Regions from separate parts of the Homo sapiens genome. Here regions 2, 3 and 4 are each linked to region 1. Evidence: chromatin contacts called from ENCODE Hi-C or POLR2A ChIA-PET data. All regions are on one chromosome and are shown on one strand. The core of a region is the stretch at or near the end of the contact, and the rest is flanking DNA. Distances in the headings are between cores, read along the strand shown.

Evidence for each region. A loop is a pair of places that touch in the nucleus more often than their neighbours do. ChIA-PET counts read pairs that join two places held with the same protein, here RNA polymerase II (POLR2A). Pooled maps may share reads with other maps.
Region 2: a map of naive thymus-derived CD4-positive, alpha-beta T cell shows a loop between it and region 1 (23-fold over the local background). The contact joins the promoter of ZCCHC7 here to the promoter of FAM219A in region 1. A Hi-C loop is called at or near these places in 2 of 168 maps with a recorded cell type or tissue (naive thymus-derived CD4-positive, alpha-beta T cell and vagina) and 6 of 50 pooled maps.
Region 3: a map of naive thymus-derived CD4-positive, alpha-beta T cell shows a loop between it and region 1 (15-fold over the local background). The contact joins the promoter of MELK here to the promoter of FAM219A in region 1. A Hi-C loop is called at or near these places in 1 of 168 maps with a recorded cell type or tissue (naive thymus-derived CD4-positive, alpha-beta T cell) and 7 of 50 pooled maps. POLR2A ChIA-PET finds 5 or more read pairs at or near these places in 1 of 52 experiments (AG04450).
Region 4: a pooled map shows a loop between it and region 1 (6-fold over the local background). The contact joins the enhancer-like site here to the promoter of FAM219A in region 1. A Hi-C loop is called at or near these places in 2 of 168 maps with a recorded cell type or tissue (ascending aorta and tibial artery) and 10 of 50 pooled maps.

What each region holds. Positions count from the first base shown.
Region 1 is chr9:34,454,310-34,462,224 of GRCh38, reverse strand. It overlaps FAM219A (family with sequence similarity 219 member A), which reads left to right and starts at 3,655. Exons shown (of 6, transcript NM_001184940.2): 1 at 3,655-4,021. The coding sequence starts at 3,962. DNAI1 (dynein axonemal intermediate chain 1) reads right to left here and starts at 3,420. Exons shown (of 20, transcript NM_012144.4): 1 at 3,172-3,420. The coding sequence starts at 3,219. RefSeq lists enhancers at 3,294-3,363, 3,460-3,754, 3,317-3,857, 4,989-5,489 and a silencer at 3,734-3,983.
Region 2 is chr9:37,117,217-37,125,131 of GRCh38, reverse strand. ZCCHC7 (zinc finger CCHC-type containing 7) reads right to left here and starts at 4,558. Exons shown (of 9, transcript NM_032226.3): 1 at 4,509-4,558. It overlaps LOC105376034 (a long non-coding RNA gene), which reads left to right and starts at 4,732. Exons shown (of 3, transcript NR_188580.1): 1 at 4,732-5,336. RefSeq lists an enhancer at 4,817-4,896.
Region 3 is chr9:36,568,955-36,576,869 of GRCh38, reverse strand. MELK (maternal embryonic leucine zipper kinase) reads right to left here and starts at 3,975. Exons shown (of 18, transcript NM_014791.4): 1 at 3,863-3,975. RefSeq lists a silencer at 3,894-4,173 and an enhancer at 4,757-5,256.
Region 4 is chr9:36,468,313-36,476,227 of GRCh38, reverse strand. It overlaps a transcript of RNF38 not described here. Among named protein-coding and RNA genes, the nearest start is that of RNF38, 72 kb to the right of the region's middle. Within about 2 kb of position 5,112, at least 30 of the 41 ENCODE cell types and tissues checked have a DNase peak (open chromatin) inside an H3K27ac peak, as active enhancers do; they include ascending aorta, where a contact is called at or near this core.

The DNA of each region.
Region 1 (7,915 bases), core at 2,406-4,905:
GTGGAATTTTCATAGAGAAATGGTGAGGTTTGAAGTAGGATGGGTAGCAAAGGCAAGACCATGCAGGGTGGCAAAGGCCATACCAAGCAAATTGGACTTTTGGGACTTTATCCTGAAAGCAACAAGGAACCATTAAAAGGCGACTAGTGGAGTGATATGAACAAATGGAATTTAAACTCCTCTCTATCCTCTAACAAACCCAACCCTGATCTTCCCTCACCCCTGGCAACCCAGTCCTACCTACCTCCTCCCTGAAGCCTTTCTGCTGCTCTAACCTGCAGGCTTCTCTCCCCTTCATCCCCAGGGATCCCATCCTCCTTTATCTTTTTCTGCCTGTGTTCTGTCTCCCCCATTGAACTGAATTCCCAGAGGACAGGGACAACTTCTCAAACATCTCTAGGACATCCCACACCTGATTAGCACTGACTCAAATTGGTCTTCACTGAGGCAAGAAAATGGTAAATACAACCTAGCACAACCTAACCTTTTCTCACACCCCACACGCCAATATTTACTCTGAACTAAAACAACCCTTCCCTCCATGGGGCAGTGCTGATGTGTACGGGGCCAGTTGACCCAGTTTTTTCTGCTTTCTGTCTGCTGTCACCTCTCCCTGCTCTCAGTGTAACTAGTCTCTAATGTCTCCCTAATGGGCTAGAGAAACCCATCCCCAAGCTTGTTCAAACTGCAAGTTGCTAGAAAAGACAAATTGAATCTGTAATGACAGAAAGCAGATCTGTGGTTACCTAGGCAGGCCAGGGGTGGGGCATAGGAGGTGGGATGAGGCACAGGGAACTTCTTGGGATAGAGAAAGTATCCTATATCTTGAGTGTGGTAGTGGTTTATACGTGTGTAAATTTGTTAAAATTTGTCAACACGTACAACTAAAATGGTACATTCTATTATATGTAAACCAAACCTCAATAATGTTTATTTTAAAAGCAAACTGCTGGGGCACGGGGGCTCACCCCTGTAATCCCAGCACTTTGGGAGGCCTAGGCCTGTGGATCACCTGAGGTCAGGAGTCCGAGACCAGCCTGACCAATATGGTGAAACCCCGTCTCTACTAAAAATACAAAAATTGGCTGGGTGCGGTGGCCCACACCTGTAATCCCAGCACTTTGGGAGGCCGAGGCGGGCAGATCACGAGGTCAGGAGATCCAAGACCATCGTGGCTAACACAGTGAAACCCTGTCTCTACCAAAAATACAAAAAAATTAGCTGGGCGTGGTGGCAGGCGCCTATAGTCCCAGCTCCTTGGGAGGCTGAGGCAGGAGAATGACGTGAACCCAGGAGGCGGAGCTTGCAGTGAGCCAAGATCACACCACTGCACTCCAGCCTGGGCGACAGAGCAAGACTCCGTCTCAAAAATAAAATAAAATAAAATAATAAAAAAAAATTAGCCAGGCATGGTGGTGCATGCCTGTAATCCCAGCTACTTGGGAGGCTGAGGCAGGTCCCTTGAATCGGGGAGGTGGAGGTTGCAGTGAACCTAGATTGCGCCACTGCACTCCACCCTGGGTGACAAGAGTGAAACTCCGTCTCAAAAATAAAAAATACAAAAATAAAAAATAAATAAAAGCAAACTGCCTGTAAATATAGGGTCAGGAGGCTCAAACACAGTACATGAACTTCAACGTAAAGCCCAACCCCAACATAAAATTAGGGCATGTTCATATGGGACTAGCAGCTTCCCCAAGGCTGCAGAGACCTAAGAAAGTCAGGTCCATCTGCTACAGAAGCCCAGGTAAAAGAGGCAGAGGAGCAAAGGCTAACATGGAGGTGGCCAGACCAAAATATGCAAAGTCATAAGTAGCATGGAGATTGGCTCTCTAAACCTCAATGTACCTAGACTTGAGTGGGGTAAATCTGGAATAAATATATAGAAGTCCTGCTTTCCAGAGCTAGAAACTACACATTAGCCTGAGTGGTAATTCATAAAGGGTTTGGAAAAAGTTCCTGAAGGACTGAGTTGCTTCACCACAGAAGACTCCTTGGGAAACTGGGACTGCCTTGCCTTCCGTGGTGATGCTGAGGAAGAAAGCAGAACTCTGTGCTCAGTGGGTTAAGTGGGGGATGACTCGGGTTTCCTGTGAGAAGGGATGACATCTGTCCAGGTGGTAATAAGAGCATAATGTTCACATAGCTGAATGAATCATAGGAGTGGACCAGGGGCTCGCAGGGAAGAGAGAGATATGAGGCTCTAGAAATAGTTGGGGCAGAGTGTTTGGGTTGTGCACTGTGGGGGTGAGGACAGGGATGAGAAAAGGGCCTCTCTCCTCTTCCTCTTTGCCTGCCCTTTCTCTCCTCATAAATCTCCCAGCACAGAAAATAAAATCACACTCCTGCACATAGCCTGTCCTGTATTCTGTTTAGTTCTCTTGCACACCCTCTGTGGGCTCCCAAACAGCAAGAGCTGTGTTCCCACCTAGCCTGGAGCTAGGCACACAGCAAAGGGTTGGATAAAGAATGCCTTTGAGGCTGGGCGCCGTGGCTCACGCCTGTAATCCCAGCACTTCGGAAGGTCAAGGTAGGAGGATCGCTTGAGCTCAGGAGTTAGAGACGGGCCTGGGCAACATGGGGAAACCCCGTCTCTACCAAAAACACAAAATTTAGCCGGGCGTGGTGGCCTATGCCTTTGGTTCCAGCTATTCGTCAGGCTGAAGTGGGAGAATCGCTTGCACCCAGGAGGCAGAGGTTACAGAGAGCTGAGATGGCGCCACTGCATTCTAGCCTGGGCTACAGGGCGAGCCTCTGTCTCAAAAAAAAAAAAAGAAAGAAAGAAAGAAAAAGAAAAAGAAAAATTCCTTTGGGACAAGAATGTGAGAACAAGGAGGAAGGGACTCGTGGGAATGGGGATGGGGAAGTTAAGGAGAATAGACTGGTCAGAATGAGTCCATGGGGTAAAGTGAAGTGAAGAGATGGGAATGGTGGATAAAAGGAGAGAGGTAAGAAACGGTGGATTGGGGTAGTATGGGAGAGGAGGCCGGGATTAGTGGGAAAGAGTAGGACAGAGTCAGAGGTCAGTGGGAGCACTTACCAGAGGTCACGGGGGTGAGAAGGCTGGGGTCAACAGAGAAAAGATCAAGGATCAGTAGGAGAGGTATGATTAGTGGTCACTGGCGACGACGAAGGTCAGAGGTCATCAGAAGGAAGGTGTGCGTACGTTACCTGCTTATGAGGCTGTTTATGGGGAGCCTTCGCAGAAGCAGGAATCATCTCAACCCCTGGAGAGCCTACAAAACGCTCCCTCGTCTGAAGACAAAAAGTTTGTCCGTCTCCTTGACCACACACAAGAAATCTGGACTCTCTTCCACTTCAGTTACCAGTCGCAACGGTTCTTTAGGGACAGCCGTCGTTGTGGGTCCCCGTGCCCTTGCAGGATAGAATCCAACTCCCTGACGCGGTTACCCAGCAACCGACCAGCAGCCAAGGCGCAGGCGCTTCGGCGCGCCCAGCCGGCCCGGAAAGGAGGCGGGGTTGGGCGCGCGGCGAGCGAGTCTCCACTAAGCCCCGCCCCCTCAGGAATCACAGCTGGGCGGCCGCGCGCATTCGGAACTCCCGCATGTGGGTGGGGCTGGGGTCCCCAGGCACCGCCTCCTCATGAATAATGCAAGATCCGGGCGGTGTCCCGGACCCGGAAGTGGAGTTGCCGAGTCACCGCAGTGGCTGAGCTGCTGACAGGAGGCGGCAGCGGAGTAGGAGGCGAGGCAAGACCTGCGGCTCGGCCCGGCCACAGCCGCGGTAGTGCTAGGCAAGCCCACGGAGTCACGCCGGCCTCAGCCAGTCTGCGAACCTCTCGCCCCCGCCCACCCCTGCATCCGCCCGGCCCCTGCCCGCCCGAGTGGTCCGGGGAGGCCTAGTCTGCACCACCCGCCGGGCTCCTGGGGCCGCCGCCCCGCGCGGTCCTGTCGGCGTCCGCGGCCGCGCCCGGCCCCTGGCCCGCTCGCCCGCCGGCACCATGATGGAGGAGATCGACCGGTTCCAGGTGCCCACCGCGCACTCGGAGATGCAGCCGCTGGTGAGGGGGCGGGCGGCGGGCAGGCCAAGGCCGGAGGGGGCGTCGCTTGAGGGGGAGGGAGGGAATCAGGCCGGGGGGATCGTGCGGAGGGGCGCCATCGGATGGGGCAAAGAGATCCCTGAAAACGTATTGCCGGGGGACGGGGACTTGCAGGACAAGAAAACCGTGGGAGAATATGCTGGATGAGAGCAAAGGGACCTGTAAGGGCGGAGGGCACCGTCGGTGGAAGCAGGGCACCGTCGGATGGAACGGAGGGGGCACAAAGGTGCACACCGCTAGTGGAGGCCCATAGCAGGGACTGGCGAGGGAACTGCCATGGGGCACCGCCGGCGGCAGGCCCAGGGGTCTGGGATGGGAGGTGGGGAGGCGTTTAGTCCTAGAGGCCTGTGATGCTTAGGGCGGGGGAGCCGTCAGGCTAAGAGAGATTGGGAATCAGCTTTTAGAAGAGGAGGGGCTTGCCCGCCTGTCCGCTGGATATACGGACAGGAACGCTGGGCCGGGGCGAGGGACCCAGTGGGGGAAGGTGGTTGGTGCAGAACCTGGGAATTCCGTTCTCCGGTGGGGAGCGCAGGCAGACCAGGCTGGGGGCATCTAAACCGGGAAGGAGAGTGCGCGGCGACCAGATGGGGAATCGGGGTGCAGATGAGAGTGCTCGGGAACCGACGGGAGAGGAAGTGGGGTCGCGCTGGAGCTGCCTGTGCGCACTGGTTGGGAAGAGCCCCCATCATCTTAGGCCTACGTGCCTGAAGTCCTTGCTGGGCGCGGATCCTGCCGCCTGTCCGCGGTCCCGGAGTCAGGGAGGAATGATGTCATCGCTGCTGGCGCGGAGGGAATGGAAGGGGGAGGGCAACTCGGGTGCACCGAGGCTAGGCCTAAGGGAGACCATGCTTGCTGGCCACCGCCCAGGGGGCTCCCTGACCTCGCTTGTCTGTCAGGCAACCGGGTGGGAGACGTGGAGGCCTAGCCAGCTCGTATAGTGAGGGGGGAAGAGAGGGAATGTCTAGGCTGTGTTCGCTTTATCCCCCTGGAGCCTGAGCTGGAATTGGAAGGAGGCAAGGTGGGCTACAAATCCGAAAGTGTGGATGCCCCATTTCTCTGAGCTGTGCTGGCTGGAGCAGAGCTGAGTTCTCCAAGTTCTGAAGTTCTGCTTCTGTGTTAGGCAGGGTGGCCAGAAACAGGTCTACCCTTGGGCCTATAACCCCCTGGCTGACAGATGTGCTTTGTAGCTTCCTGGGCGAGTAACCTACCCATTACAGCAGCCAAGATGGGCCTCGGCAGGGACCCATCACCACCTTTTTGTCACACCTTTTGAGGGATGGTAGAGAGAATCATTAGTGGCCACTTAGCAGGAGACAAAGGCTTTTTCCCCCTTTCATGACTGCTTAGACAGTTCTAAGAGCCAAAACAAAGAAGTTTTACAGAAGCATACAATATTAAACCGGAGAGAGGTGTTGCAGGACTTTTTCCTAGCCTCATGCCATCATTGGATTATTTGGGAGCCAGAAAATCCTGGAGAGAAGTCCATCCCATGAACTTAAAGAAGGACTTTGGGCTGGCTGAAGATAATTTTCCTTTCTGAGTTCTCTTTCTAGCTAACCTGGCTTGTCAAACGAGATTGCCCTTCCAGTTCTAAGCATCTAATCAAGAATCAAAATAGAGGGTGGATGAAGGAAGAGGAGGTTCAAGTGTGTCAGGAAAAGGAAGCAATGAGTTGTTTCTTGTCACCCATCTGGGGTTCTCAAAAAGGAAGGAAATAGCTGTTCAAGGAAAGGGGAGAAGAAATAGAGCCACCAGGCTCTCAGTTGTCCTTGGTGCTTCTGTTATTGCCTGAAATTCTGAATAGTGGTTTGGCTGGGTAGAGAACTCTTGAGCTGCTTCCGGTCTGTGTGGCCCTGGAGTTGGAGAAGCATCTGTGGCAAGGAGGCACTTAGAAAAGCTCTGACTGCCTTCAGACCCCTTTAACTGCTAAAGTCACCCTTGTGCAAGAGAATACTTTTTTTTCTTTTTTTTTGAGACAGGGTCCCTCTCTGTCACCCAGGCTAGAGTGCAGTGGCACGATCTTGGCCCAATGCAACCTCCACCTCCTGGATTCAAGCGATTCTCCTACCTCAGCCTCCCAAGTAGCTGGGATTATAGGCCCCTGCCACCACGCATGGCTAATTTTTGTATTTTTAGTAGAGACAGGGTTTCGCCATGTTGGCCAGGCTGGTCTTGAATGCCTGACCTCAAGTGGTCTGCCTGCCTCGGCCTCCCAAAATGCTAGGATTACAAGAGTGAGCTGCTATGCCCGGCCTGAGAATACTTTATTGAGTTTGAGTGAGAGCCTTATGGAAATAGCAATATAGTCATCCCTCATTTGAGGGTCATAGACATTGCCCCGCTTCCTGACCTCTGTCCCCAGGTTGTATTCCAGAGGCACCTCAAAACCCTTTAAATACCCTGTGTATTGTTGAGACCAGCAGAATCTTGTGTGATGTTTCTTCAGGAGTCTTCATTTTGGGGCATAAAGAATTAAGATAGTCCAGCCTGGGAAACACAGTGAGACTCCATCTCTACAAAAATATTTAAAATTAGCTCAGCATGGTGCTGCATGCCTGTAGTACCAGCTACTCAGGAGGCCGAGGCAGGAGGATTGCTTGAGCCCAGGAGGTTGAGGCTGCAGTGAGCCGTGTGCCTACCACTACATTCCAGCCTGGGCAACAGAGCAAGACTCTGTCTCCAAAAAAAAAAAAAAAAAATCAAGATAGCATATCATAGAGGTAAAGGGCAAAAAAGAGGGCAAAGTGGCTCTTTAAGGGTATTTGGATAGGCCATAAAAACCAGGGTCCCAGGCTCAGACTTAGCTATGACCTATTTCATTTTTTTGCCATTTATTGAGACCTCTAGGAAGTCTCTCCTCCTTCCTCGATTGTTTTTCCATTTATGAGATGAAGACAAACTATCTCTTTAAAGTTTAAACAATAGCTCCTCACTCTCCCTTCTAAAGAATACCACAGAGACCTGATATCATTGATTCAGCAATTGGTTTACCAAATAATTATTGAGCATCTGCTCTGTCCCAAATATTAAACTGAGTATTAGGGATAGAGTGGTTAGCAACACAGACACAGATGTGACCCTGCCCTTGAGCCCACAGTGTGTCAAAGTTTGTTTCTCTTGCTCACTCTCTTAGTGTGATCCTCCACTGAGGGCAGAGTAGGGGCTGACTCATTAAGCCTCAAGGGAGCCAGGCAACGCTGGTGTCATCATCATTGCCCCTTTCTGGACCAAGCTGTATGGATAGAGGCTTGTCACATGGGCGCCATCATCAAATAACTCTCCCCATCCCATAGTGATGGGAAGAATCCAGAGGCCATTGCCTACTTGGAAAGATAAACTCTAGGGGGAGCACATCTTTATTTTTTTAATTATTTAATTGAAAGAGAAACTCAGGCTTGAAAAGAAGGCCTGGGGGCGTGGCAGAACTGGGAGAGAAGGCAGCCAGCAGATCTGGGTGTTTCCAAGGTGCTAATTTAAGCATTAGATCTCAGCTAGTGGGAGGAAGAGGAGGAGATCCCTGCCCTGTTATTGCTGCTGCTGTTGTCACAGCTGCATGGAGCCTCCTGTCTCTGGTGGGAGTTTGCCTGAAAGGAGTGGCTTCCCTCCTTTCCCCATCACACCAATTATTTAATTGGCCTTGTTGCAACTCAGCAGCTGAACCAGGCCTGGTCTATCCCTGAGAGCTCCCCAGGGTCTCTTCCTGTCTCCTTTATTTTTTCTCTCTCTTTTGAGACGGAGTCTCGCTCTGTTGCCCAGGCTGGAGTGCGGTGGTGTGATCTTGGCTCACTGCAACCTCTGCCTCCAGGGTTCAAGTGATTCTCCTGTCTCAGCCTCCTGAATAGCTGGGACTACAGG
Region 2 (7,915 bases), core at 3,309-5,808, 2.7 Mb before region 1:
CGCCTGTAATCCCAGGACTTTGGGAGGCCAAGGCGGGTGGATCACTTGAGTCAGGAGTTCGAGACCAGCCTAGCCAAGATGGTGAAACTACATATCTGCTAAAAATAAAGAAATCAGCTGGGTGTGGTGGTGTGCGCCTATAATCCCAGCTACTCAGGAGGTGGAGGCACAAGAATAGCTTGAACCTGGGAGGCACAGGCTGCAGTGAGTCGAGATCATGCCACTGCACTTCACCCTGGGCAACAGAGCAGACTGTCTAAAAACTCTGTACTAGTTACAAAAATGTATATTTTTACAATGTATATTTATAATGTATAAATACAAACTTAATAATGACCCAATATTGAGACAAAACTCCCAGCTTTGGGAATAAATGTGTAAAGTGAAACACTTTACTTTCTACTGTGAGCATATTAAATCCTCCTCAGCCTTCATCTTTTAAACTCAGCTCAAAATCACTTGCAACCAGGCTAAATTAAGAGCCCCTTTTATGGGCTTCCATAAGTACTTTACATGTCAAAACACTCATCACATTTATAATTACTTATTCAATATAAATTTCCAAGAAACGCAGATCACAAATCCCAGGAGGGCAGGAACTATATGCACTCTGCTAAACAATGAATCACCAAAGCCAAACAGGGTAACTGGTATTTTCGGGGTCAGCTACAAACGTTTGCTGAATTCATAAATGAATAAATGAACTACACCATCGGGCATTTGTTCTTCAGCCCTGATAAATCTAGTATGTGCTTAAAATACAAAAATTATGAGATGAATTTCTCTGTTGTCTTTCGACTACTCCAAAGTCTTAAATTCTAGCATCAGCAACCAAAACTCTACACAGTAGATGTTTCCATTAGGTACTGATGGACTACTGATTAAAATGAGAGCCCTGAAAAAATAAGTGTGTGTCCAAAATCAGGGACAGCCTAAAGAGCAATAATGATGCCTATTTATTCTTTCTTCCACTAACAGCTATACACATAAAATAAAAAATAGTTGTTTTCTTAGTGTCCCAAATTTCTGCCCAAAAATACCAGGGTGTTGTGGTGGTAGTTCTGGTAATAGAACCACCTTAATCCCAAAAACCAAATGGACAAGAGCCAAAAATGTACTACATTCCTACTGGAGTTGTTTGTTTTCCAGAAACAAATAAACCCACCTGTAATGCTTTTCTTCTAAAGGGTATCATATACCTGTGCCCTTGTTGCACTGTCCTTCAGGTGGCTATGCTGTTACTGTCACACAAATTGAATGTGATTGTCTGAATAATGCTCACAGCATTCATCAGTTTATATTGAATTGTTAGCCTCAGAGGAATTCGAATAAAAGATGAATCCTTTCCTTTTTATTTAATAGGTAAATTAATTCTAAAAGAAGTCAAAGGAATTATGCTTCTTTCAAAATCCTCACTGGATCCATCCTGAGGATCCAGTGTGGACTTAAGACAAAACATAATTCCAGTGCAGCACAGAAAAAATTAAAAAGCCAAATTACAAAGTTACAAGTTTGTACTACTCTTGCAGCCATCCCAAAGGAAAGGGATTAAGAATAGAGCCATAGGCACACCTGTGAATGTATGCCAAAAATAAACTACAGAACCATAATAAAAACTGACTTCCTTGGGTCAAAGGATTTATCTCTTTCCCTGAAATGTAGAAAAATGAATTTAACAATTTAGCCCCTATGGCCTTTAAGAGGATTTTGTACCGTCTGTACTTGAAAATTGTGCTGGGCATAACGTGCTCTCTTATTTAGGTAGTTTATGTATGCCAGGGTTAAGGTCTGCCTAAGGTTGTTTTCGTTAATGTTACTGCTTTAATTACGTTCAAATGAATTTAATTTACCCTTTTAAAAAGTGTCTTGGAAGACAATATATGTTTTTTACACACACACGCACACGCACACACACACACACACACACACACACACACACACCCTTGACTCAGAAGGCTTTCTCAGCTTTTTTATCCCTGTACATGATTCCCAAGTATACTAACTAGGTAACAAAATCAGATTATCTCATACAGACTCCTCAATCTTCCCATCAGGAAACTGAAATACAAAGAGATAGGAAGCCTATTCAAGGTTATGCAGCTGGTTAAGAACACGGCTAGAAGTGATTCACATTTCTGTGATTCTCAGCCAACTGTTTACTAAAATTTTTAAACAAATTTCTTTTTTTCCCCCTTGAGACGGAGTCTCGTTCTGTCCCCCAGGTGAGAGTGCAGTGGCGCAATCTCGGCTCACTGCAACCTCCTCCTCCTGGGTTCAAGAAATTCTCCTGCCTCCGCCTCCCAAGTAGCTGGGATTACAGGCACGCGCCACCACGCCTGGGTAATTTTTGTATTCTTAGCAGAGACGGGTTTCACCATGTTGGCCAGGCTGGTCTCGAACTCCTGACCTCGTGATCCGCCCCACTCGGACTCCCAAAGTGCCTGGATTACAGGCGTGAGCCACCGCACATGGCCCAAAATAAAATTTTCAAATAAGTTAACTTCAAATTAAGATTTTTTGAAGAAAAACCTTCCTTCATTGCAATATTTGCATTGGTTCTAACACCTAAATTTACCTCACAAATATCCATTTTATGTCCCAGCAGAGTTTAAAAACTAAATGAGACATTTTAGGTGTAAGGAAAACACACGTTTGTCAGTTTGCCATTTAAGAATCTCCCAAGTTGGTACTCAAAAACTATCAATCCCATGACCAGAAAAGATGTTTCCTATATAACATCTTAAAATATCATGCAAATGAAACTTATCTAAGAATTAAAATACCTTAACAAATATAAAACAGCTATAGAATAACTGCAAAGGCTATTACCATTCAAAAGAGGGAGCAGTATTCATTGACTGAATTGTTTTAAACTAGACAACTTAAGGCTTATTTAAGCTTTCAGCATTTACTTAACACAGTCTTTAATCAATCCTTCTGCTCTCACAGTCTACCTACTGGTCATTCTGACCTTTTGCTCTTATTTACTTCCAAATATCTTTAGCCTCCCTAGATGTTCCTTCTTGATGACACACGCATCCATCTCCGGCCGATTTAAATCAAATCCACAGCCTCATTTTCAGTCCAATTTTCATTGGAATGTGATGAATACACTTTACTTTCAAAGTAAAATTTTTCTTACTCTTAGTAAGCTGCCCTGACAGGACAGTTGAAACACAATTGTCTAAAGGGTTAAAATGTCTGTCCATTTTTCAAATGCGATGGCCACTCTGAATCAAATCTGATTGGGATGGAGAATCCAAATGTGTAAAACAAAAGTCACAAAAGACAAACAGAGCACAGTATTTCAGTGGGGGAAAAAAAATAAGCTAAATTTAGTCACTTAAGTCCCAGCTCTTCTTGGGATATATATATGATTTTTACGAGAACTAATCCTATCCGGAAACATTTCCTTCACCTTTCCCTTAGCCCTTTTCCTTCGGTCATGCAGTCTCTTACCGTGCTAATTATCATATTAATATAATCCTCACTTGCGATCCTTCCTGACTTTATTCCCCATGCTCAGATTCTCCTGAAAGCATAACGCTTTCCTAAGTATACACACAATCCATTTAAAAGTCTTTGTATGCGACAGCCTAACTATTCAAACACGAAGTCATTTCTCTAACGGTCCTAGAAAAAATTTTAAAAAGAAAAAGAAAACCACAAAGTCAAGAGCTTCTGAGGGGACCTGAAAAGTCATCAAATTGAACGCTCTCGTTTTATAGTTGGAGAAAGGAGCTCAGAGAAACTTATTCACTGAGCTAAAAAGGCCCTACTAATGCAGCCCGTAATTCAACTGTGCAATCTGAAATAATCTTAAATTCAGCTTCAATAAGAGCTTTCTGGAATCGCCAGCGAATCCGTGGGGGAGCCACGGCTAGAACCCAGGCCTCCTGATTCCCAGCCACAGCTTTTCCACCGAACCAGCAGCTCTTCCCAAAAGTTGAAGGCAACTGTCCGCTCACAGGATGGGAGGGATAAAGGGCGCCTTAGTAAACACAGTCCAAGTCTACTCGTTTTACATGAGGAAAGGGTCACAGCTCCCGAAATTTTGGATTCTACTGCTGCAGCTGCTGCTTCTGACAGCAGAGGCGGGAGGTGGCCCAGGACTACTCGGTCCTCAAAGACTGGACTCTCTCTCGGCGCGCCGGGACCTCCGCGCTTCACTGACTGGCTTCCCTAGAAGACTGGGGGCCTTGCGGGGAAATAAAAAGGGCAGACACGCCACCCTCACCGAGGCCCTAGACGCCCAGCCGCTCTAGAATCACGGCATTAGCCCTTGGAAAGCCAGGGAGACGCGGACCCCCTAGACCCGCAGCCCGGCCGCGTGGGGCGGCGCGCAGGTGACGGACCAGGAGCTGCGCCCTGCCACGAGTGAGGGGCGGACGGGAGACGTCGAGGCCGGCGAGGGGGCACGCGCTAGTTCCACAGCCCGGCGGGCAAGAAGGAGGGTAGGCAGGGGTCCCGAGCCGCGGGCGGCGGGGGTCCGTCACACACATACTCACTGCCGCAGCTGCGAACAGGAAGCACCAACCGGGAACCAAAACGCGTAGAGGGACGGGGAGGGGCGAGGACAAATGAGGTAAGGAGGCCGCGTCCGCGCAGACCCGGGAGGGAAGGCACTTCCGGGGACAACACAGCTCTAGTCACCGCCTTTCCGTCCCCGCCCACCTGCCGCGCCTGATGTGCGCATGCGTAGTGGGTGCGAACCGTTCTCTGCCCCGCCCATAATTATTAGGTTTGCCTTCCTTGCTTTCCCCCTTCCCCTTCCCAACTTCTCTTGAAGCTACCTAGGCTGCATCTATTATTTGAATGACTCGTACGAAGGAGATGCTATTTACCGGGCAAAAGCCGGGGAGTTCGTGCCCTCTACCCCCGCGAGGAAAACTACAACCCCCATGAGGACACGGGCGAGGTTGAGGCCGGGCTCCGCCTCCTTCTCCCTGGCGCTCGGTGGACGCCTTCTCAGTGCCACGTGGCGCGGGAGCCTAGCTGATCGCGTGCATGACGAGGGCCAGCGTGGCTGGCTGCTTGGCCCGCAGACCTGGGCAGCGGGAAACGCGTACTTGAGAGCGCATGGCTTCAAGCTTCTCCCTTGCGCTCATGATCTTAGGCTGGTCGCTTTTTCTTTTAGGCGGAACACAGTTCACACTGGGCGCCTCCAACTCTCTGGAATTCTAGGCAACAGATTAACACTTTGTGAATCTCGAAGAGCTGCACTCCTGCTAAATATTGGAGTTAATGCTGATCCTTTGGAAGTCTCTGAAGGTTGCAAGATTGTGCTGGGAGCCTCTGGCTTCATTTGCCCTTCTCACACCTTATTTTAATACAAGGTAAACCCATCTGTAGAACTTTAGAAATAACTGTCGACCTAAAGGAAAAACTGAGGCAAAGTTAATATAAGTGGAGAATTTATTTGGGCCAAGTTTGATGAGGGCAACCTGGGATCATCAATTCAAGTTGCCCTTAATATGTGATCCGATAAGCAGCAGTTTCAACTGAGTTCTTTGTCTTGTGAAGCTCCAGGCTTAAAGGTATCGATCCTCCCACCTCTGTCTCCCAAAGCACTGGGATCACAGGCATGAGCCATTACACTTCTTGTAGCAGCTACGAGTGAATTTTTTTCTTTCTTTATGGTTTTTTTTTTTTTTTTTTTTTTTTTTTTCCTGAGACGGAGTTTCGCAGTTGTTGCCCAGGCTGGAGTGCAATGGCGCGGTCTCGGCTCACTGCAACCTCCGCCTCCCAGATTCAAGCCATCCTCCTGCCTCAGCCTCCGAAGTAGCTGGGATTACAGGCGCCTGCCACCACGCCCAGCTAATTTTTGTATTTTTAGTAGAGTCGGGGTTTCACCATGTTGGCCAGGCTGGTCTCGAACTCCTGGCCTCGACCTGCCAAAGTGCTGGGATTAGAGGCGTGAGCCACCGCGCCCGGCCACGAGTGAATTTTTAAAGGAAAAAAGAAGAGGCTTTTGCTAAACTACATACCAAGAATTGACACTAAAATAACATAAGCTATCCATTGGCTACACATTGTTCTTTCTATCACAAATTTTAGGAACACGAAGATAAAGGGTGATGCAGGTACTGGGAAGAAAAGAACAAAATGCCTTTAAACAATTGCCACACACCCCTACCCCCCACCCCCACCCCCACCACCACCTACATGGGATGGTGCTAACTGAAGTACCATACTCAAGTCCCTCTGGGCCTGATAAAGTTTGAATGCCTGCCTGGCTAATGGGGTAGCTCTCACCTGTTTGGGAGCCCGAAGTGGGAGGATAGCTTAAGGCCGAGAATTCGAAACCAGCCGGGGTAATATAGCAAGACGCTGTCTCTACAAAAAAATTTAAAAATTTAAAAATTAACTGGGCGACTGGGCGCAGTGGCTCACGCCTGTAATCCCAGCACTTTGGGAGGCCGAGGCGGGCGGATCACCTGAGGTCAGGAGTTGGAGACCAGCCTGACCAACATGGCGAAACCCCGTCTCTAGTAAAAATACAAAATTAGCCGGGCGTGATGGCGCATGCCTGTAATCCTAGCCACTCCTGAGGTTAAGGCAGGAGAATCGCTTTAACCCGGCAGGCGGAGGTTGCAGTGAGCCGAGATTGCGCCATTGCACTCCACCCTGGGCAGCAAGAGAGAAACTCCGTGTCAAAAAAATAATAATAATAACAGGGCGTGGTGGCCCACACCTGGAGTCCCAGCTGTTCCTGGCTGAGGTTTGAACTGCGGAGGTCTAGGCTGCAGTGAGCCGAGATCGCACCATTGCACTCCAGAATGAGACCGTCTGAACAAAAATGTTTAAAGCTCAAGCAAGGTGCCTCATGGCTGTAATCCCAGCACTTTGGGAGGTTGAGGCAGGTGGATCGCTTGAGCTCAGGAGTTGGAGACCAGCCTGGGCAACATAAGAAGACCCCATCTATATTTAAAATAAGATCCTTTTCTTAATTAAAAAATTATATAAAAATAAATTTAAAAAAACAAATCTTTTTATAAAAATAAAAATAAATAAGAAATTTTAAATAGTAAAAATTAGCCAGGCGTGGTGGCACACAACTGTATTCCTAGCTACTAAGGAGGCCAAGGTGAGAAGATTGCTTGAGCCTGAGAGTTCAAGGTCATAGTGAGCTGTGATCACACCACTGCACTCCAGCCTGGATGAGAGACCCCATATCTTTAATTTTTAAAAAAATTATTTTTGCATACCTTTAACGTAACTTAGACTGCTCTGAACTATTTTTCTCCTCTCATAATGACACACTGCCAATTCATTGGCCTATTTCAATTCTCCTCAAGACAAGTGTGAGTTTGATTGTTTTCACCAACGTTTATTGAACATCTATCTGTTAAAAGACGGTGTTAGAAAGTGCAGAAAAGCTGTAAATTTTTAAGTCACTGATCTCATAGAGATAGGCATCTAGCTAGGAAAACAGTTATAGTCTAGGAGTTTGGCCAGAAAAGAATTAGAACATTTAATTAACATTATGGGGTAAGTGCTGGGAAGGAGAAGGACAAGGTACTATGAAAAGGTAAAATTGGAGAACCACTTTCCAGAAAAGAAAACAGGCATAGAAGCACATCACAGATGACTAGATTGTTTGTTTTGGTAATATGTATTGTGTAAAACAAATGTCACCTTTTTAAAAATTTAAAAATATATTGCCAGGATTACTCCTGTCCATCTATTATAATATTTTAAATTTCGACAACACTTTGTGGATTTTTTTTTTTTTTTTGAGAAAGGGTCTTGCTCTGTCACCCAGGCTGGAGTGCAGTGGTGTAATCACAGCTCACTGAAACCTATCTCCCAAATGATGCTCCCGCATTAACCTCCCAAGTAGCTGGGACTAAAGGCACACACCACCATGCTGAGTTAATTATTTTTTTAATTTTTAAAACTTTTTTGTAGAGAT
Region 3 (7,915 bases), core at 2,726-5,225, 2.1 Mb before region 1:
GGAGAGAAAAAGAAAATTATTATCAGCAAGTAAAAAACGGCTGGGCACAATGGCTCCCGCCTGTAATCCTAGCACTTTGGTAGGCCAAGGCAGGTGGATCACCTGAGGTCAGGAGTTCGAGACCAGCCTGACCAACATGCAGAAACCCCGTCTCTACTAAAAATACAAAAATTAGCCGGGCGTGGTGATGCACACCTGTAATCCCAGCTGCTAGGGAGGCTGAGGAAGGAGAATCGCTTGAACCCAGGAGGTGGAGGTTGCAGTGACCCGCGATCACGCCACTGCACTCTGGCCTGCACGACAGGAGTGAGACTCCAGCTCAAAAACAAACAAAAAAAATTTGGTCAATGAATAGAAAACTAGAGCAGAAGCTTTAGAAGGAAAAATATCGACACTCAAGAAAAAAATTAAATCAGCTTTAAAAAACAAGGTTCAGTCTTCAACATCAAAGCAGAAATAGCACACAAAAAGATAACATGCAAAACGACATTCTGATAAAATAAACAATATTAAGCCATTTCCTAGGAAGAGATCACACTGGACCCAACTTAATAAGTAGGTTGAACATTTAACCTAACGAAATCTGCATGAACACAGTAGGCAAACATTAGAAGAAGCAAGGTCAGGTCCCAGTACTGAGGGAAAACTGTTGATAGAAAATGAAACATTCTGCTTCCACTGGAGTAGAAAAAGTTACTCAAGGCAAGGAGATATCACAGAGGACAAATTTATTCTCACTGGGCACCTGAAGGCACAGGATTAAATACTTTAAACAGCAACACTAATTCAGAAATATTTTAAAGGGCATTTGTCAGTGGGGCAAATGTGGGGATAAACTGGAACCTCATCCTAAAAACAAACAGGAACCATAGGACTAAGAAATTCCAAAAGGCAATAAAAACAGTAAAAGTATAGAGGTCAACCTAAGGCTCAGAAATCTTTGGAATCCTGATACAGAAGAAAAAAGAGAGCAGGAGAATGGAAATGGAGGAACACTGGACTATAAATCTGAATGCACATGTTTACATTCCATGCAAAGGACTGGGCTATTTCAAATTGTCACTCAGAAAGAGAAAGCAATTTGTAAGATGCTGGAATTCACTTCCCAGATTAGGGATTTAAGAGTGTCATAATTAACTTAATAGACTTCTCCCAAAAGAGTTATAAACATCCCAGTCATGGCCTCTGGAAAACTAGCAGAGATGGGCAAGTTGTTTATTTAACAACTAAGGTAAGACTGAAGCCATGCACTTTTTTTTTTCTTTCTTTCTTCCATTTTCTCTATCTACCCGCTTCTCTCAAATTACATCATGTCTTTGGATGAGTAATACCAATGTGGGCCTAGATTATAGCTACTGAATCAAGGGAATATCGTTGTTGCTGCAATGTGAGAAAACTGGTGCTTACATTACAAACTCCTACACTAATAGCAGATTATACTTGATTTGTAAATCTTTGTGAATGTGGAGCTGGTTCTAAATATTCTCATGTGCCCTGTTTATCCTCTAGAGTTTGTTAATATAGAATACAGAAAAGCCTTGAGAACAGAGTAACCCAACTTTGTAGCTGCTGAAGGAGGTATATTATCAGTCAACGCGGAAGACAGCCTCTCAACTGTGAATAATGAAGAAGGAAATTAGACCCCAATCAGACACCTGAGTGCCCTTCTGGGCTTGACTAAATAAATAGAAGAATTGGGGGTATATATAATTGGGTTTTGTTTTTGTTTTTGTTTTTGAGACGGAGTCTTGCTCTCTTGCCCAGGCTGGAGTGCAGTGGCGTAATCTCGGCTCACTGCAACCTCCGCCCTCTGAGTTCAAGCAATTCTGCCTCAGCCTCCCAAGTAGCTGGGATTACAGGTGTGCGCCACCACGCCCGGCTAATTTTTTGTATTTTTAGTAAAGATGGGGTTTCACCATCTTGGCCAGGCTGGTCTTGAACTCCTGACCTCACAATCCATCTGCCTCGGCCTCCCAAAGTGCTGGGATTACAGGCGTGAGCCACCGCGCCCGGCCTATAATTGGGGTCTTTAACTTCTCAGAAGAGCAAGGAATTGGGATAATGAGAAGACGTTTATGGTTAAATTTTAAAGGATAGCAACAAATTGGGGGCATTTTTTAACAATATTATTTGGGCTATTCTATTACTTGCCGCATAAATACATTTACCTTATCTACAGAGCTTGGAAAGACACTGATGCTGAGGATAATTTCAAACAGGAAGTAGAATACAGAATGGTTTTTTGGGTTTTGTCTGTTTATTTGCTTGAGACAGGGTCTCGTTCTGTCACCTAGGCTGGAGTGCAGTAGCTAGATCTCGGCTCACCGCAACCTCCGCCTCCTGGGTTCCAGAGATGCTCGTGCCTCAGCCTCCCCAGTTGCTGGGATTACAGGCATGCGCCACCATGCCCGGTTAATTTTTTTTTTTTTTTTTTTTTTTGTATTTTTAGTAGAGACGGGGTTTCGCCATGTTGGCCAGGCTGGTCTAGAACTCCTGGCCTCAAGTGATCCGCCCACCTCGGCCTCCCCAAGTGCTGGGATTACAAGCGTGAGCCACCACGCCGGGCTCAGAATGGTTTATAATGTGGCCTGTAACACATTTAATTAGCATCCTGCCCTGCTCCCTTGCAAAGGCTTCTGGGAGCACCAACAATGAGGCACTCATTGGGATTGATCTGCCCATCTAGTTGGTCCACAGTAGTTACACAGAAAGGACAGACCCTTGGGAGAAACAAGCCCACGAAGGCCCAGTAAGGGCTTTTCTGATTTTTCTGATTTTCTAGCCAGACTCCATGGGAAACAGAAACCAAAATTTAAACCAAAGTTAGGAACACTGGCCTCTAAACAACAATCCAGGCTCCTGATACTCACCTCATTCCACTAACAAAGGAGAAATACCAAAGGTAATTACCCGTCCTAAGTGCTAGGGACCTGATTCCTCTCTTGGGCAGCCTTCCCTGAGTCTACCCTTTCCAGCTCCCACAACCCTACACCAGGTTTCTTGGTGGGAGCAATCCTGCTGCTCCTATTACTGATACAGCATTCGGTGAAAATTCCCCTTTTAGGCCGGGCGTGGTGGCTCACGCCTGTAATCCCAGCACTCTGGGAGGCCAAGGCGGGCGGATCACCTGAGGACACGAGCTGGAGACCAGCCTGGCCAACGTGGTGAAACCCCGTCTCTACTAAAAATACAAAAAATGAGCCGGGCGTGGTGGCGGATGTCTGTAAGCTCAGCTACTCGGGAGGCTGAGGCAGAAGAATCGCTTGAACTTGGGAGGCGGAGGTTGCGGTGAGCCGAGATCGCGCCATTGCACTCCAGCCTGGGCAACAAGAGCGAAACTCCGTCTTGAAGAAAAAGAAAAAAAATTCCCCTTTTAGTGTGAGCCTCTGAAGCCACTACTCTGGGGAGATGATAGGAGAGGATGGATTTGGACTCTGAAAAGGTAGTGATAACACATCTCCTTTTTTATTGCACTGCCCCAGTAAACTGAGTTGTACAAACAGAAAAAACTCGAAACCCTTCTGTCAACTTTTTTCGCGGGGAAGAGTCACGGAAACTGGAAACGGGAAATGGGAATTCACGTCTATCGCAGCCTCCTAGGTGGCAAACGCTTAGCCTGAACACCTCTTCAATAACCCTGTTAAGTAGACACGGTCATTATCCCCACTTACGGAGAAGAAAACCGCGGGTCGGAAAGGTCAAATATCTTATCCAGGGAACAGGGCTGGTAAAGCGCGGGGCTCCGATGAAATCCTCCAGTCTCCCGAGAGCCAGGAGCAAACTGGGTTTGGGCCGCTGCGCCCCGCACAGCCCAGACCCCAGCCATCAACTGCGACTGCGGCGGGCAGGCGGGAGAACTGACCTGAGGGGCGGAGGGCACGGCTGAGCGGCGCCCGACAGAAGGACAGGGGCCTGCTGTCCTGAGAGACGCGGCTGGTACGGCGTTCCTAAGAATCTTTTCGATCGCCGGGTTGTGGCCGCTTCCGCCCGCCAAGGGAATCAAATCTCCCGGGCCGGAAGGGGCGGGGACGCGGCGGGGGCGCGCGCGGCGCCGGATCCCAGGGAAGCGGACGCGCACGGCAGGCGGGGGCGCGCACAGTGCCGGGGGGTTCTCACCGGGGCAACGGCTCGCGGTCGCTGTGGAGCCGTGAAAGGGATGGCCGGGAGGTCCACTGGGCTGCGAGGGGTGACTTGAGGCCTTGGTCTTGCCCCGGAGGGCACGTGATGATTTTCCAGGTGGCGTGGATATGCCAAGTCTCCACAGAACCCAACTTTCTTACGTTCTCTTCCTAAAATTGACGTGCCCTCTGGCAGTCACAGTTCTCATTTTCGTCCTCCCTTGCCCACTGGCCGTTCTCCCACCCAGCAAAGACAGGAATACCTCCCCCTCTCCAAAATGTGTTGCCACGAGGAATAAGAACCCCAGTAGCTGAGACTACAGGCACGCGCCACCACGCCTGGCTAAATTATTTGTGGGTAGAGACGGGATCTCGCTATGTTGGCCAGGCTGGTCTCGAACTCCTGGGCTCAAGCGATCCTCCCGCCTCAGCCTCCCAAAGTGCTGGGATTACAGGCGTGAGCCACTGTATCCGGCCCAGAAAATCTTTAGACAAATTAAACTTTACAGAGTTGAATTGACCAAAGAATGAGTCCAAAATCCAGTAATCCCTGGAACCAAAATAGGTTCAGAGTGATTCGGGCTGCCATATGTTCAAATAACATTTATGGACAGAAAAAGGAAAATGACTTACAGAAATTGCAGTCAAGTATGGAAACAGCTGGATTGGTTGCAACTCAACCTCTGACTATTTTGAGCACTGTTTAAACAGTTGGCCACCTGTGATTGGCCAAAACTCCGCTGCTGTGATTGACTGAGACTCGCTACTTGTTACAAGGTTACAGTCTCTTTACACATTTACAATTGTAGTTGTCTACAATTCACTATGTATGGAGAAACTGTTAGGCCAGGTGCAAAGGCTCACATCTATAATCCCAGCACTTTGGTGGGGGGGCGGGGGCAGATCATTTGGGGTCAGGAGTTCGAGACCAGCCTGACCAACATGATGAAACCCTGTCTCTACTAAAAATACAAAAAATTAGCCGGGCTTGGTGGCGCGAGCCTATAATCCCAGCTACTCAGGAGGTAGAGGCAGGAGAATCTCTTGATTCTCTCTGCTGGGAGGCAGAGGTTGCAGTGAGTAGAGATCGTGCCACTGCACTCCAGGCTGGGCAACAGAGCAAGACTCCGTCTCAAAAAAAGAGAAAGAGAGAAAGAGAGAGAGAAAAGAAAGAAAGGAAGAGAAGGGGAAGGGAAGGGGAAGGGAGGGGAAGGGAGGGGAAGGGAAGGGAAGGGAAAGGAAAGGAAGGGAGAGAAAGGGAGAGAGAGAAAGAAATAAATTGTTAGTCTGAACTTAAAATGCATAAGGAGGCAGCTTTATGCTAAACTTAATTTAACATGGTCATCTGAATCTTCAGCAAATCATAATCTTTTTGCTGGTGGAGGGTCTTGCCTCCATGCTGCTGATTGATCAGGGTGGTGGTTGCTAAACGTTGGGATGGCTGTGGCAATTTCCTAAAATAAAACAACAATGCTGCATCGATGGACACTTCCTTTCATGAAAGATTTCTCTGTAGCATGTGATGCTGTGTGATACCATTTCATCCACAGCAGGACTTCCTTCAAAGTTAGTTCTCTGAAATCTTGCCACTGCCTTATCAACAAAGTTTATGGAATATTCTAAATCTTTTGTTGTTATTTCAGCAATGATCACAGCATCTTCACCAAGAGGAGCTTCCATCTCAAGAAAGCACTCTCTCTTTGCTCATCCGTAAGAAGAAACTCCCCATCTATTCAAGTTGGATCATGAGATTGCAGCAGTTCAGTCACATATTCAGGCTTCACTTCCAATTCTAGTTCTCTTGCTGTTTCCACCAAATCTGCAGTTACTTCCACGAGTGAAGTCTTGAACCCCTCAAAGTCATCCATGAGGGTTGGAATTAATTTCTTCCCAACTCCTGTTAATGTTGATATGGTGACCTCTTCCCATTAATCATAAATGTTCTTTTTTTTTTTTTTGGAGATGGAGTCTCACTCTGTCACCCAGGCTGGAGTGCAGTGGCGTGGTCTCGGCTCACTGCAAGCTCCGCCTCCTGGGTTCACGCCATTCTCCTGCCTCAGCCTCCTGAGTAGCTGGGACTACAGGCGCCCACCACCATGCCCGGCTAATTTTTTTGTATTTTTAGTAGAGATGGGGTTTCACCATGTTAGCCAGGATGGTCTTGATCTCCTGACCTCATGATCCGCCTGCCTTGGCCTCCCAAAGTGCTGGGATTACAGGCGTGAGCCACCGTGCCCGGCCATAAATGTTCTTAATGACATCTAGAAGAGTTAATTCTTTCCAGAAGGCTTCCATTTTACTTTGCCCAGATCCAGCATAAAATCACTATCTATGGCATCTGTAACCTCACAAAATGTATTTTGTAAATAAAATGACTTGACAGTCAAAATCATTCCTTGATCTATGGCCTACAGAATGGATGTTATGTTAGCAGACATCCAAACAACATTCATTTCCTTGTACATCTCCATCAGAGCTCGTGGGTGACTAGGGGCATTATCAATGAGCATTAATATTTTGAAAGGAATCTTTTTTTCTTAGAAGTAGGTCTCAAAAGTGGGCTTAAGGTATGCAGTAAACCTTAGCCAGCTGTGGCGGCATATGCTGGTAATACCAGCTCTTCAGGAGACTGAGGCAGGAGGATCACTGGAGCCCAAGAGTTCGAGGTTACTGTAAGCTATAATTACGTCACCGCATTCCAGCATGGGTGGCAGAGTGAGACCCTGCCTCAAAAAAACAAACAAACAAACAAAAAAGATATTCAGTAAACCCTAGTATAAACAGTTATACTGTCATCTAGGCTTTGTTGTTCCATTTATAGAGCATAGGCAGAGTAGATTCAGCATAATTCATAAGGGCTCCGGGATTTTCAGACTGGCAAATGCACACTGGCTTCAACTCCAAGTCACCAGCTGCGTTAGCTCCTAACAAGAGAGTCAACCTGTCCTTTGAAGATTTGAAGCTAGGCATTGACTTCTTCTCTTTAGCTAAGAAAGTTCTAGATGGCTCCTCTTCCAACCTAGAACTATTTCCTCTACATTGAAAATTTGTTATTCAGTGGAGCCACCTGCATCAATGATCTTAGCCAAATCTTCTGTATAACTTGCTGCAGCTTCTACATCCGCACTTGCTGCTTCACTGCGCACGTTTATATTACAGAGACAACTTTTTTTCTTTTTTTGAGACGGAGTTTCGCTCTTGTTGCCCAGGCTGGAGTGCAATGGCGCCATCTCGGCTCGCCGCAAACTCGCCGCAAACTCGCCCTCCCAGGTTCAAGTGATTCTCCTGCCTCAGCCTCCCAAGTAGCTGGGATTACAGGCATGCACCACCACGCCCAGCTAATTTTGTATTTTTAGTAGAGACGATGTTTCTCCATGTTGGTTGGGCTGGTCTCAAACTCCTGACCTCAGTTGATCTGCCCGCCTCGGCCTCCCAAAGTGCTGGGAGTACAGGCGTGAGCCACTGCACCCAGCCTACAGCTTCTTACCTTAAATCTCATGAACCGACCTCTGCTAGCTTCCAAATTTTCTTCTGCAGTTTCCTCACCTCTCCTAGCCTTCACAGAATTGAGGAGAATTGTGGCCTTGCTTTGGATTAGGCTTTGGCTCAAGGAATTTTGTGTCTGGTTTGATCTTCTATCCAGACTACTATCTATCAGCAGTAAGGCTGTTTCGCATTCTTATCACTCATGTGTTCAGTGGAGTAGCACTTTTAATTTTCTTCAAGAACTTTTCCTTTGCATTCACAATTTGGCTAATTATTTGGCACAAGAGGCCTCCCTTTCAGCCTATCAGCTT
Region 4 (7,915 bases), core at 3,863-6,362, 2.0 Mb before region 1:
ATTTGAACCCGGGAGACCATGGTTGCAGTGAGTCGAGATCACGCCACTGCACTCTAGCCTGGGTGGCTGAGCGAGACTCAGTCTCAAAAACAAAACAAAAACCTGTTTTAGTTAAGTATGTTGATTAGCAATGACTTATTTTAGCTTAATTGTAAACTATTATCTAGGTTATTTGCCTCATTTATAATTTATATTTCTTTCTTTTTTTTTTTTTTTTTGGAAACAGAGTCCCGCTCTGTCACCCAGGCTGGAGTACAGTGGCATTATCTCGGCCTACTGCAACTTCCACCTCCTGGGTTCAAGCAATTGTCCTGCTTCAGCCTCCAGAGTAGCTGGGACTACAGCCACCATGCCTAGCTAATTTTTGTATTTTTAGTAGAGATGGGCTTTCCCCATATTGGCCAGGTTGGTCTCGAACTCCTGACCGTGTGATCCGCCTGCCTCGGCCTCCCAAAGTGCTGGGATTACAGGCGTGAGCCACCGCACCCGGCTAGTTTATATTTCTTTAGGGAATTAACCCCTGTCTCTATTTTACTGCTCTCTGTTGGCCACTAAAAAATAATGATTTGAGGCCGGTCATGGTGGCTCACGCCTGTAATCCCGGCACTTTGGGAGGCCAAGGTGGCGGATCATCTGAGGTCAGGAGTTCGAGACCAGCCTGGCCAACATGGTGAAAACCTGCCTCTACTAAAAATACAAAAACTTAGCCAGGTGTGGTGGTGGGCGCCTGTAATCCCAGCTCCTTGGGAGGCTGAGGCAGGAGAATTGCTTGAACCCAGGAGATGGAGGTTGCAGGAGCTGAGATGATGCCACTCCACTCCAGCCTGGGTGACAGAGGGAGACTCTGTCTTACACACACACAAAAAGATAATGATTAATAATTACTAATATTAATAATAATTTGGTAAACATTTGTTGAATGCTTACTATGTACTAGACACAGTGAGGATTTCAGAGATAATTCAGATATGCATCAGTTCAATGATAGATCATGACAGTGTTAGCAGAACAAATGCATTTTTGGGATTGCAAAAACATCACAATTGCATTAATAGTAATAAGATTTTTTTTTTTTTTTTTTTGAGGCAGAGTCTCACTCTATTGCCCAGGCTGGAGTGAAATGGTGCTCTCTCTGCTCACTGCAACCTCCACCTCCTGGGTTCAAGCAATTCTCCTGCCTTAGCCTCCTGAGTGGGTAGCTCGGACGACAAGTGCACACAACCATGCCCAGCTAATTTTTTTATTTTTAGTAGACATGGGGTTTCACCATGTTGGCCAGGCTGGTTTTGAACTCCCGACCTCAGGTGATCCGCCTGCCTCGGCCTCCCAAAGTGCTGGGATTACAGGCGTGAGGCACCGCGCCCGGCCCTGTGTGTGATTTTTCTACCTCTGTTCCTTTGATTGTTACTTCAGCCTATAATGCCTCTTTTCCCTTCAGTTCCTTTTCTAAATTCTACCTATTTTTAAATATCTAGATAATAGTGGTCACTTATTGTGTGCTTATTATTTAAGGTTCTATTCTAAGTATTTTATGTGGATTAATTCATTTAATCCTCACTGCAGTCCCCTAAGGGACTCATATTATACTTATTGTACAGATGAAACTGGAGCACACAGGTTAAACAACTCGCTGGAGATGATACAGCTATTAGGAGTGTTACCTGGGATATGAACCCAGGTAGTCTAATTCCAGAATCTGTATTTTTAGCCGTCATGCTTTACTGCATCTTACTTTACAGATAGCCTCCGAAAACACAGCAAGTAGTTTTGATAACAAAAGACTGAATATAAGCAAAGTTGATCACTATTTTAGCTGATGAAGAGAATTTGCAGTCTTTTGTTTTGCCTTTGTCTCTCCTGAGAAATAACTTTGTTTTTTAAGTTCTGAATTACTATGCTAGGGTTTCTTTTTTTTGAGACGGAGTCTTGCTCTGTCGCCCAGGCTGGAGTGCAGTGGCGTGATCTTGGCTCACTGCAAGCTCCGCCTCCCAGGTTCTCGCCATTCTCCTGCCTTAGCCTCCCGAGTAGCTGGGACTACAGGCGCCCGCCACCACGCCCGGCTAATTTTTTGTATTTGTAGTAGAGATGGGGTTTCACCGTGTTAGCCAGGATGGTCTCAATCTCCTGACCTCGTGATCCGCCCGCCTTGGCCTCCCAAAGTGCTGGGATTAGAGGTGTGAGCCACCGCGCCCGGTCTGTGCTAGGGTTTTAAAAATTGAGGGTTTTTTTTTTTTTTTTTCCCGAGATGGAGTCTTGCTCTATTGCCCAGGCTGGAGTGCAGTGGCATGATCTCAGCTCGCTGCAACGTCCGCCTCCCAGGTTCAAGCAATTCTCTGCCTCAGCCTCCTGAGTAGCTGGGATTACAGGTGCCTGCCACCACGCCCGGCTAATTTTTTTGTATTTTTAGTAGAGACGGGGTTTCACCATCTTGGCCAGGCTGGTCTTGAACTCCTGACCTTGTGATCCACCTGCCTCAGCCTCCCAAAGTGCTGGGATTATAGGTGTGAGCCACCGCGCCTGGACAAAAATTGAGTTTTTAAATCATTCATTACTTGGTCACATCAGGAGTAGGAGTACCTGCATCAGAGTGGTACATCAGAGTGGTACACTTATTTATTTATTTATTTAATATCTTTTTTGAGACGGAGTTTCGCTCTTGTTGCCCGAGCTGGTGTGCAGTGGTGCAATCTTGGCTCACTGCAACCTCCACCTCTCAGGTTCAAGCAATTCTCCTGCCTCAGCCTCCCAAGTAGCTGGGATTACAGGTGCGCACCACCATGCCTGGCTAATTTTTTGTATTTTAGTAGAAACGAGATTTTACCATGTTAGCCAGGCTGGTCTTGAACTCCTGACCTCAGGTGATCCGCCTGCCTTGGCCTCCCAAAGTGTTGGGATTATAGGCATGAGCTGCCACGCCCAGCTATTTATTTTTACAAATGGGGTCTCACTATGTTGTCCAGGCTGGACTTGAACTCCTGGGTTCAAGTGATCCTCCTGCCTCAGCCTCCTGAGTAGCTGGAACTATAGGCACCCCCAACTGTGCCCAGCACTGGATTCTCTTTATTTTTTTATTTATTGTGTTTATTTATTTTTTGGAGATGGAGTTTCGCGCTTGTCACCCAGGCTGGAGTGCAATGGCGTGATCTTGGCTCACTGCAGCTTCCGCCTCCTGGGTTCAAGTGATTCTCCTGCCTCAGCCTCCCGAGTAGCTGGGATTAAAGGCATGTGCCACTACGCCTGGCTAATTTTTGTATTATTAGTAGAGACAGAGTTTTAGCATCTTGGCCAGGCTGGTCCTGAACTCCTGACCTCAGGTGATCCACCCACCTCCTGACCTCAGGTGATCCACCCACCTCGGTCTCTCAGAGTGCTGGGATTACAGATATGAGCCACCGTACCCAGCCCTGGATTCTCTATAAATCAGGCATATTTAAGTTACTTCTTAGAAAAGATCCCATGCTCTGTGATTCTCAACATTAGATCTTAACTGAGTGCTTGTTTGGGCACTTAAACAGATGAAGAAAAACTTCTTGGCTGGGCTTGGTAGTTCAGTATCTCATCTGTATTGTGGGCTTAATAGGTATTGGTGGGCCATCCTGGGAACGTACCATTTAGAAAATGATCTATGGCAAAATGGGCTTCTAAGGTCAAAGCCAGATTATATGAACTTTTGGAATAAGGCCTGTTTTTTCTTTGAGTGCTGCTAACTGCTGGCCAGGGATGTCCAATCTTTTGTCTTCTCTGGGCCATGTTGAAAGAATTGTCTTGGACCACACATGAAATACACTTGAAGAAATTTATGAATTTGTGTTGGGCTGCATTGAAAGCCATCCTGGGCTATGGGTTAGAGAAGCTTGGTTTATGGATACCTAGGAAGGAAAAATGAATTCTCTGCCTTTCATAATTACTAAACTGTGGAATTCATAGGAGGAAGACATTGATTCTATACAGGCAGGATAAAAGCTGATTAATCCAGATAATTGAAGAGTTTCTACACACTCACTGTTCTTAGTTTTTAAAATAACCTTAGGTTTAGACCATATCTAGAGATTGATATGTTTGGTGGCTCTTAAGACATTGTTGACTGTCTTTGCTAATGGCAGGAATGTAAGTCAAGAACTCTTGTAATCGAATTATCTAATATTTTTATTAAAACTGCATATATAGTTGAAAACAAATTGTTATTTTAAAATTGTTTTTTTAAAATTGATATTTTAAAGCTTCAAGTAAAAGCTACCATTATTTGCTAAAAAAAAGAAACATTCCTCTTCCCCAAACAAATCCAAGAAGCAAAGCAAGAAGTGAAAAGATTTGACTTTTTAAAGTGAATTTGTAAATTGGATGCGGTGGCTCACCTGTAATCCCAGCTACTTGGGAGGCTGAGGTGGGAGGATGACTTGAGGCCAGATGTTTGAGACCATCCCAGGCAACATAGCAAGACTCCATTTCTAAAAAGAAGTAAAGTAAATTTATGTGCAACTCATAAATTCTGTGTTGAGATAAAAACTGAAGTTACAATTTGACTCTGGAATGTTTAGTTAGTACTATACATCTTTTGAGTCTAATTGACAGGGTGAGTTTTGTTTTGTTATTTTGAGATAAGAGTCACTATTTTGCCCAGGCTGGCCTGGAACTCCTGGGCTCAGGCGATCACTTCAGTCTCTGGAGTAGCTGGGATTACCGCTTCAGAAGTGATTTTGACAAGTTATTCTGGAACTGTGTTGGAGAAGTTTAAAAAAGGTTGGGGTGGGAGTCGAAATCAAACTAGTTTTACCATACCAGGATCTTTTTGTAGCACATTTGAGATGTAAACATGTTTCCTTTTGAAATTTGGTAGAATAGTTATATTATTTTTCCCAATGCTATGTGATTAAAAACACAAGGCTCAAATTTATTTTTAAGGCTTGATTAAAACCTCTTGTTTCTATGGAAGAAAAGTTATTAAATTGAAAGGGGGCTTTAGAAATTTTAATTCCAAGATTGCTTTAAGAAGAGAGAGGCAAGTCAAATTGGATATGGGCCTCACAGAATTGACCTTGCTACTTCCTGGGTCTGGGAAACTGAGGGGGCTATGTTGCATTGGGGCGGGGCGGAAGCCTGGTAGGAGCTAGAAGTGAAACTGGAAGTGCCTTAAAAAAGCACATCGTTGTGTTAGGCTGAGTCAAGCTGGAATGAGCAGTGAGACAGTACAATTCTTAGGCATAAATATGTACGTAGTTCACCTGTAGATTTGCTGGAAGAGCCGACATGTTTGCAGTACCACAGACCAGAGAAGTCTCAGTGGAGGAAAATGAGAGAGAAGCAAAGGGAGAGATGGAGTTAGGGGCCTTCGGGTTCAGATTTTGAAATAAAATCTATGAGTCTTTGAGGGAGGCAGCAGGAAGTTAAAGGTGGAATACTGGAAATAGTTTTCCTTCCTCCATGCTGTATGGAGATGGGGGCTGCTGCATGGAAGTGGGGGCTAGATGTTGGTGAAGGTGTCCTTGTTCGAGCAGAGAAGGTAAGGTATATCCCCTTGGTTGGTTTGTTTTAAGGTGACAGATTCCTGCTACAATATTAGCAATACAAACAAAGGTTAGACAATCTTGTTAATTTTATTATGCCTGGGGTTAAAATTGAAATTCCCTTATTTTAAAAGAAAAATAGCTTATAACATAACAGTGACATCTAAGCGGAATAAATTTCCATGGCAGTTTAATGGTAGTTGTGTGCTTTCTGTCACACACACAACATACTCTTGTCTAACTAGGGCATGCAGTGCTGTTTTTCCCACAGGATTGGTAAGTGATAGATTCATATTCAAAGAGAGAAAAACCACTGCTCTTTCAGTGGGCCTCCCCTACTTCCCATTCCCAGAAACCACTCAGACACTGTGTGGATGGGTGCGAAGCATTATGGATTGGGGCTTATGGTTTGTGGCCCTGAGGTAGACCAGGGGGATCTTGTTAAAATGCCGATTTCTGGCAAGGCATCAGGTGATGGTGAAGAAAGTTTTGAGTACCAGGAGGTAGAGTAGTGGTTCTTAGACTTTAAAAGCTGGACACCCCCACCAGTGCTTTTGATTCACCTCACTGGGTGGGGCCTGCAGATTTCATTTTAAACAGGTTCCTAGGTGATGCTAATGCACATGAAGGGCAGGGTGTGTTCTGAGAGCCACTGTGGTGGAGTAGAAACAACCGAGGAGAATCAAGCCCATCCATCTCATCCTGGCTTCTTGAGCATTATTTCCTTTTTCTTTGTTTTTGTTTTGAGACAGGGTTTCACTCTGTCACTCAGGCTAGAGTGCAGTGGCATGATCCTGGCTCACTGCAGTCTCGATCTCCCCAGGCTCCAGTGACCCTCCCTCCACAGCCTCCCAAGTAGCTGGGACTACAGGTGGGTGCCACTACTCCCGGCTAATTTTTTGTATTTTGTAGTAGAGACGGGTTTTCGCCATGTTGGCCAGGCTGGTCTCAAACTCCTGGGCTCAAGTGATCCACCTGCCTTGGCCTCCCAAAGTGCTGAGATTACAGGTGTGAGCCACCGCACCAGGCTTTGAACATTATATATATTTTTTATTTTTTATTGAGATGGAGTTTTGCTCTTGTTGCCCAGGCTGGAGTGCAATGGCGCCATCTTGGCTCACCACAACCTCCACCTCCCGGGTTCAAGCAATTCTCCTGCCTCAGCCTCCCGAGTAGCTGGGATTGCAGGCATATGCCACCACGCCTGGCTAATTTTTTGTATTTTTAGTAGAGATGGGGTTTCTCCATGTTGGTCAGGCTGGTCTCAAACTCCCGACCTCAGGTGATTCGCCCACCTCAGCCTCCCAAAGTGCTGGGATTATAGGTGTGAGCCACTGTGCCTGGCCCTTGAACATTATTTTCTAACTGAACTGAAAATAGTGGGGGAAAAAAAAGATTGAACAAAGTAGTAGAGTAATACCATTCATGTTAAATGAATAGCACTCCATAAAACACTTCTCTGTATTTTACTGTGATATGTCTCTCTCTCTATATAGAAAGGGCCAACAGTAAACCCCACCTAACTGATAACAAAGATGATTACTTCTGGAGAGAAGGATCCAGGATTATGGAGGGTGGGACTTCAGGTTTCTGTGTAAGGTTTTACTTTTTTGAGATGGACTCTTGCTCTGTCGCCCAGGCCAGAGTCCAGTGGTGCGATCTCAGCTCACTGCAAGCTCCGCCTCCTGGGTTCAAGCAATTCTTCTGCCTCAGCCTCCTGAGTAGCTGGGACTACAGGCACCTGCCACCATGCCCAGCTAATTTTTGTATTTTTAATAGAGACAGGGTTTCACCGTATTGGTCAGGCTGGTCTTGAACTCCTGACCTTGTGATCCACCCGCCTCAGCCTCCCAAAGTGTTGGGATTACAGGTGTGAACCACTGTGCCTGGCCTAATTTTTTTTTATTTTTTGAGACAGAGTTTTGCTCTTGTTGCTCAGGCTGGAGTGCAGTGGCATGATCTCGGCTCACTGCAACCTCTGCCTCCCAGGTTCAAGCAATTCTCATGCCTCGGCCTCCCGAGTAGCTGGGATTACAGGCACCCGCCACCACACCTGGCTAATTTTTGTATTTTTAATAGAGACGGGGTTTCCCTATGTTGGTCAGGCTGGTGTCAAACTCCTAACCTCAAGTGATCCACCTGCCTCGGCCTCCCAAAGTGCTGAGATTATAGGCGTGAGCCACCACGCCAGGCTCATGTATTTAATTTTATAAAAAGTTAAAAGAAATCTGGGCTGGATATCTTTTCTTTACCTCTCCAGATCCATCCTCTACTCTTTTCTACCTGGCTCTTTGCCCCAGATAAAGAACTCTTAGGCCCTCTGGATTGAAGGGCCAGAGAAGGAGGTCAGAATATTTATCCCTTCACCTCTCAGGGTAGCATGTATTATATACCTGGATTCTGCGTTCTGG